2 separate regions of the Homo sapiens genome follow, and region 2 is linked to region 1. A link is an interaction called in ENCODE POLR2A ChIA-PET data of the cell type or tissue named here. Cell type or tissue: PC-3. All regions are shown on one strand. Region 1 has its middle 220 kb from the start of LINC02671. Region 2 has its middle 140 kb from the start of LINC02671.

Evidence for each region. Peaks named below come from ENCODE experiments on the same cell type or tissue, not always from the same donor. Only the 100,000 strongest peaks of a DNase experiment are listed, where the experiment ranks them.
Region 2: POLR2A ChIA-PET joins it to region 1 with 6 read pairs; 2 of 35 experiments call an interaction of 5 or more read pairs at or near these places.

What each region holds. Positions count from the first base shown.
Region 1 is chr10:65,141,328-65,145,327 of GRCh38, forward strand. No RefSeq gene overlaps it. Among named protein-coding and RNA genes, the nearest start is that of LINC02671, 220 kb to the left of the region's middle. In PC-3, no CTCF peak of the experiment used is centred here; DNase peaks (open chromatin) are centred at 1,584 and 1,944; H3K27ac peaks cover 1,850 bases.
Region 2 is chr10:65,065,395-65,069,394 of GRCh38, forward strand. No RefSeq gene overlaps it. Among named protein-coding and RNA genes, the nearest start is that of LINC02671, 140 kb to the left of the region's middle. In PC-3, a CTCF peak has its summit at 86 (motif pointing left); no DNase peak of the experiment used is centred here.

The DNA.
Region 1 (4,000 bases):
CATATTTGTAATGCTCAGACTAACAGAAACAGAATAAAATGGTGATTGCCGGGGCTAGGTATTAAAGAAACAGGGAGTTGTTCAATGTGTATGCTTCAGTTATAGTAGATGATTGAGTTCTAGAGGTATGCTGTACAATATGGTACATATAGTTAATAATATTGTATACTTCAAAGTTAAAGAGTAGATTTCATATTAACATTTTAAACCTACACATATCTAAACACAAACACACAAAATACAAATGAATCAAACATTTATTGTCTTGATTGTGGTGATGATATCACAGGTGTTTGTACATGTTGAAACTCACCAAATGTGCACAGTAAATATGTACAGCTCTTTGTATATCAATTATGCCTCAATAAAGCTGTGCAGAAAAGAGCATACATTATTCTCTTGATAGATGGAATGTTTTATAAATATCAGTTTTTAAGTTGTTTCGTGGTGCTGTTGAAGTGTTTTTATACATGTTAAAATGAAAACCTATACAACATATGAATATACACGTTCCAAAAAATTTGTACAAGAAATATCATAGTAATTTTATTTATATGCCAAAACCTGAAAAAAACACAAATGTCTATCACCAGAAAGGTGTACAATAAGTTTTGATATATTCATACAATGAAATATGGCTCAGCTATAAAAATTAAAAACTATATCTGATACATTTAACTGTATAAATTAGCTTCAAAAACATTGTGTTGAACAAGGAAAGCCATATGCAAGAGTGCACGCAATATTATAACATTTACATGAAAATTCTGGAACAGATACCCCTAATATATTGTGATAGAAATTATAGATGATTGCCTGCTTGGGGGGGAATGACTGAAATGGGACACAGGGATTTTTTCATTGGTGATGGAAAAGTAGTACATAATACTACTGGTATTAGTTTATGAGAAGTACAGAAGTACATATTTATCAAACTTCATCAAAATGTACAATTAAGATCTGTGTATATCACTATATATACCTTATTTCCATATACCATACAATTAAATATAATATTGCTTGCTGTCATATAAAATTTGTGAAAATTTCCCCCAGTGTCTATTGAACACCCATAGTGATCTGAATTTAAATTTTCATATGCTAACATTTTACATGTAAGAATTTAAATTAGATGGTGAGATCCATAAAGTTAGAAGTAAAGAGAACAAACATAAAAAGTGGAATTAGAGAACAAAAAATATTTACCTGTTTACTTTTCTGGGAATACAATTTTAAAGGAAAACAGTTCTTTTGAGTGTACATTTATGACAATAGCAGTCTCCCATACTGTGTTGTATTCCATAGGTAGTGTTGAGTGAAAGAGCTGTTTTATCTCATTCTAACATATTACTTATAGATTGTCATATTTTAAATGATTATTACGGTAAGTCTCTTTTTGTCAAAAAGGAGGTGAGTTTGAGAAGAATACTTTCTATTAGTGTGGTTGGCAGACCTCCTAGGTTACTGATATTATCAGTACTTTGAATTTTGACTTCACACTGCATGTCATGGTGAGTTAACTAGCAGATTGCTTGATTTTATCTAATAGGAAGAATAACAGGCATATCAACATTTTTCAGGTATTAGACACAAGGATATAATTCCATGAGCCACCTGAGGATAACACTCAAGGTGGATAAATAAATAATGCAGTCTCAATTATTGAAGAAACATGACATAAAATTTAAGAGGAGAAAATCAAATTTCTCACAAACTAATAAGTCAATATATAAATATCATAGCAATGTCAAAAAACATGTATTTGTCACCTATTCCATTCATTCTGACAACACAGGAAGTTTTAAAAATGTATGAAGATTCATTCCTGCACTCAACGCATTTCTTTTCCCCTATGTCATTATGTACCCTAGGTGTGGCATTAGGTCTCATTACAAAAAAGAGCTTTAATATGAGTCAGTATATAAAATGCTGCAGATGTGAAAAATCAAATGCTATGTGGCATGAGAAAGGAAGATAGAACATTTTCCTCTTTGCTGATGAGGGTAGATTTTACAGAGTTGGTAAAATGCCAGCTTCTCCTTCAAGTAGGGCTACTCTTCAGCCAGGACACACCCACAAGTCCCTACCCAATGTCAAAATGGTGAATTGTTATATTTGCCAAATAGCCACTGTCCCAAGCCTTCATATAACATCCTTCTCCTGCCACCCAGATACCCTAGGTTAACCTCTGAGACTCGAAAATTTCCCAGCATTTATAAACAAAATGATCAATGCCTGGAAAGCATGTATTCTAGGACTCTGTTCCAGTGCTCTGGCCTTTGTCTATTTGTATTAGAACATACCTTTGAAGCAGCATTTGTCGGATGCTTTGGATATATTACTTCTGCCTTTAAAGACGTACATTAATCCAAGTAAGTGAGAATAATAGGACTCCAAGCAGAAAGCATAAGACGGCTAAAAGCATGTGTGCTATTCTATATTGGGAAGAGACTGTAAGTGGAAATACTCATGGATTATCCATGTTGAGGCAAATTTATTTCATAGCAGAGAAGAACTACGATGATAGTGATGCTACAAGAAGTACACTCTTATGAAAGCACAATAATTTATTGAAAAATGATAAGAAGCAAAATGACGTAATTTGCTGATGTTTCCAAAAGAATTACGTTGAAACTCATATTGTGTTAGACTTATATTTAAGTAACTCATATTTTTGGAGCTACTGTAAATTGTACTTAAAATATTCAATTTTTAATTGTTTATTGCTAGTATATAGAAAAACAATTGATTATGGATTATTGATCTTATATACTGTAATTTTGCTTAAGACATTATTTCTAGGAAGATTTATTTCTATTGATTCCTTGGGGTTTTCTACATAGACATTCATGTGGTCTGTATATAGAGTTTTGTTTCTTTCTTTACAAGCTGTCTGCCTTTTACGTCTATTGTCTTATTGCACCAAATATGACTTTCACTTGATTCTTCTTTCAGCTCAAATCCACTGCTTATTCTGCTATATGGAAGATGTAGTTCTATACGGCTATATCATTCACAAGCCTCATAGCCTGAGATACCCCTAAGCCTTGTAACTCTTATTAATGGTTCAATGATATGCACTTCAGGATTGGGATATTTACTTCTAGGATAATAATCAATTTTCTTCAAGCTCTAATGAGTCAGATATCAGCTCTTAACTATCCTATTTTTCTTCCATATTTCCTAATATTTAATAAATATTGTCAATGCTTTTAGAGCAAAGCTGTTGTCTTGATTTAAAAGTAGAATCTTTTTTCTGTTTTTTATTCCTTGTGTTGTTTTGCATAGGTATTAAATAAAGGAGGTGAAATAAAAAATGTCTTTAGTCTGCCATGTTTAATTTACAGTAAAATATCTCTATTCCAGGATTACTTTAAATATTATATATAAGTGGATTCATTTTCATGTCCTTGCAAATAAATTAGCTTTTTTTAATTGAAAAGATAAGAGTTTTATCTATACCTACCCTCACGGTCAAGTAAATGTGTTAAAGAGTATTATAACATCCATTATGTAAATGAAATAAACCCATTTTTCTGCATTTCTGAATTGCAATTTGTAAATATCAAATTATTAAAACATAAACTTTTTAAAAATAGCAGATAAGAGTGTGATATTAAAAGGATACAAGACTTAATTTAAATAAGATGGCCAAAGATCTGTCTGAAGATGTATCAACTAGCCATGGGATGGTTTCAGAAAGAGAAAACAGCCTGTTGTACTATCGAACATTATATTTTATTTATTCTAACTATATTTTTGTACCTATTAACCATTTCTCCTATATAGTTATGTTTCTAAACAAATGATAAATCCTTGAGATGATGGATACCCTAGTTACCCTGATTTGATCATTACATATTGTATGCCTATATCAAAACATCACATGCACCCATAAATATGTATAAATAATATATATCCATAACAATTATTAAAAATTAAAATAAGGATTGAAAAGAGAAAACAGTTGCATGTGCAAAGTCCTTGAGGCAAGAAGAGC
Region 2 (4,000 bases), 76 kb before region 1:
CTGGCTAGCGCTTCTAACACTATGTTGAAAAGAATTGGTAAGAGTGGGCATCCATGTCTTGTTCCAGTTCTCAGAGGAAATGCTGCCACCTTTTGCTCATTTATGCTGATGTTGGCTGTGGGTTTGTCATAGATGGCTCTTATTATTTTGAGGTATGCTCCTTTGATGTCTAGTGTCTTGACAGTTTTTATCATAAATGAATGTCAGATTCTGTCAAAATCTATTTCCACATGTATTGAAATGATTATATGTTTTGTGTTTTTAATTCTGTTTGTGTGGTGATTCACATGTTTTAATTTGCATATGTTTAGCAACTTTGCATTCAGGGGGAGTAAAGCCTACTTGATCATGATGAGTTAACTTTTTGATGAACTGATGAATTCAGTTTGCTAGTGTTTTGTTGAGAATTTTTATGTTTCTATTCCTTAGAGATATTGGCCTGACGTTATCTTTTTTTGGTGCCTCTGCCAGGTTTTGGCATCAGGATGATGCTGGCTTCATAGAATGAGTTAGGGAGAAGTCCCTTCTCCTTAATTTTTTTGGAATAGTTTCATTAGAGTTAGTATCAGCTTTTCTTTGTACATGTGGTAGATTCTGCCTAGGAATCCATCTGATCCAGGGTTTTTTTTTTTTTGGTAGTATTTTTAAATTACTGATTCAATATTAGAGCTTATTATTCATCTGTTCAGGGTCTCATATTCTTCTAGTTCAATCTTTGAACATTGTGTGTTTCCAGGAATTTATCCATCTCCTCTAGATTTTATAGTTTGTATTTACAAAGTGTCCCTAACAGTTTCTGAACATTTTTGTATTTCTGTAGGATCAGTTCTGGTGTCATCTTTTCTGATTGTGTTTATTTGGATCTTCTCTCTTTTCTAATTTGTTAATCCAGCTAGGAGTCTATCAATCTTTTTAATCCTTTCAAAGTACCAACTCTTGATTTTATCTTTTATCTGGATGATTGCATGTCAATTTTGTTCATTTCTGCTCTGATTTTAGCTATTTCTCTTCTGCTAGTTTTGGGGTTAGCTCATTCTTATTTTTCTAGTTCTCCTAAGTGCAATGGTAGGTTGTTAATTTGAAACATTTTATAACTTCTTGATGTAGGTATTTAGTTCTAGACACTTTCTTCTTAACACTTTAATGGTGCATCCCACATATTCTGGTGTATTATGTCTCTCTTTTCATTAATTTCAAAGAATTTTTAAAATTTCTGCCTTAATGTTGTTATTTACCCAACAGTCATTCAGGAGCAAGTTATTTAATTTCCATGTAGAAATTTTCCATATAGAAAAATTTCCATATTTTGTTTATCCATTCCTGCATTGATAGACATTTAGGTTAATTGCATATATTAGGAGCAACTAAATTTGAATGCATGGCTCTTTGAGTTCTTCCCTTGGAATAACTAGAACAAAAATTAGAGGTATCAGAGATGGAAAACAGTAGTAGGCCATTAAGAAATGTTGCTGCGGCAAAAAAAAAAATTAACCTTTATAAATCAGAAAATTTATACTTCTTTCAATCATATTATTTTCTGCCTTTCACCCTGCTGTTTACTTCAGAGCATGCACAGGTCCCACGTTGCCCACTGGCTATTTGCATCAACTTTGTTGAATTATAAGTCACACATAAAACAAAATGCAACCATTCCATGAGTTCTTTGAGTTTTGTCAAATTGATCCACTGGTGTACTCATCATCATAGCCAAGGAAAATAATATTGGCACAATTCTTTTCCCAGTCAATTTCTTGCTTCAGTCCCATGTTCTGCTTTATGTATCTACAGATTTGATTGACTTTTCTAGAATTTCTTGTAAATGGAGTCATACAATGTGCTCTTTTGAGAATGACACTTTGTGTTCTGCTTTTTAAAATGATTCATCCATGTTGTTACACATATTAGTTTCTTATTTTTACTTCTGATTCTATTGTTCGAGATCATATTACATATAATACATGCCATCCCCGACATCACACTTAGTTTATCTGTTGATCTGGTGATGGATATACAAGTTACTTCTAGGTTTTGGCTTTTACCAACAAAGCTGTTATCAACTTTGTGTGTATATCTTTGAGAAGACATGCCTGTTGGCTTCTGTTTAGTAAATACCTAAGAGTAGAATGGGTAGACTACAGGGTGAATCAGTAAAAATAATAAACTTTTCAATATTTTCAATAAACTGATAAACTGATTGCCAAATTTACAATAACATTTCATGTTCTCAATAGCAATGTATAAGAGTTATAGATGAGTCATATCCTCACAAACACTTGGTATTGTCATTCTTTAAATTCACTCATTCTAATGGTGTATTGTGGTATCTCAATGCAGCCTTAGATTTCTCTAATTATGTTCGTCTTCTTTTTATATGCTTTTTGGTCATTTATCTTCTTTTGGTAAATACTTGTTTAAATATTTTCCCCATTTTGTTGGGTTGTCTCCTTGATTTATAAGAATTTTTTTGCAAACTGGATGTATGTTCTATGACAGATATAATACATTTTGTCTCAGTCTGTGGATTAGTTTTTCATTTTCTTAACCATAACTTTCATCAGATTTTAAATACTGATTAGTTCCAATCTGTTAATTTTTAATCTATGATTTGTAATTTTAGTAGCCTAAGAAATCTTTGCCTACCTTAGTATTATAAACATTAATCCTATCTTATCCTCTAGAAATTTTAATATTTTTGCTTTTAAATTAGGCCTATGATCCTGTTGACTTAATTTCATGTACGACATGAGATATTGGTAAAGTCTAATATTTTTTCTTGTGGTTATTAGGTTTTTCTAGATGATTCTCTTTCACTAAGTAACTTTTTCACAAGGTTGCACATCACTTTGACCTTGTATGTTGTCTGTTTCTGAATTCTCTATTATTTTCCATTGATCTATGTGTTTATACTTATGCAAATATATACTTGTCAATACAAATATCTAAGATACATTTTGAAATTAATGTTATTTTTCTAACTTTTGTCTTTGTTTTCACAATTATTTTAGCTATTTTAACTCATTTGCATGTCAATATAAATTTTGTAATCACTTGACATGTACAAAATGCCTGCTGGGATGTTGATTGGGACTCCAGTAAATTTATAGATGTAATTTTCAGGATTTTGACAGTTGACATCTTCACAATGTCTTCTCATGCATAAATACCTAATTCTGCTCCATTTATTTTGGTTTCTTTAATTCTTCTCAGCAATGTTTTATAGTTTTCAGTACACAAGTTCTGAGTGTACTTTGTTTAATTTATCACAATTCTGGATATCTTAAATGATATATTTTTATTTCAACTGCAAATTATTTATTGTTATTATATAGCAATATTGCTACATACTTTATACTGCTAGTATATAACTAGTTTTCATAGCTTTATTTTCATAGATTAAGGAGGATTTTCTACATATGTAATCATGCTTTGTGTGAATAAAGTGATCTTCACTTTTTTTTTCCCAAAGTGTATATTTTTTACCTTTGAATTATATTATGACATCAAGTAGGATTTTTATTGCAAGGTAGAATGGAAGCGATTATCCCAAATCTTAGAAAGAAAGCATTGAGTATTTTATTATTAATTATGATGTTTCCAGTTGGTGTATCATAACTATGCTCTCATTAGGTTATGGAATTTCCTTTCTCTTAATAGCTTTCTGAAGATTTTTTATTATGAAATTTATGCCGGCTTTATGAAAAACCTTTTCACCATCATTCGAAGTAATCACACTTTCCTTTTATTCTGTTAATACAGTAAATTAAATTGATTGGTCCTGAAAATGTTAAACCAAACTTGTGTTCTTGTCATAAATTCTACTTATTGATAATGTATTATTCTTTTGTGTGTTTTTTATGTTGATTGAATAATATATTTTTAAGAATTTGATTGATGTTTATATTTAATATCCAATTATAATTTTCTCTTTTGTAATATATTTATTTAGTTTTTAGAATGCGTGTAATCCTGGCCTTAAAAAATAAGTTAGGAAGTTTATCTC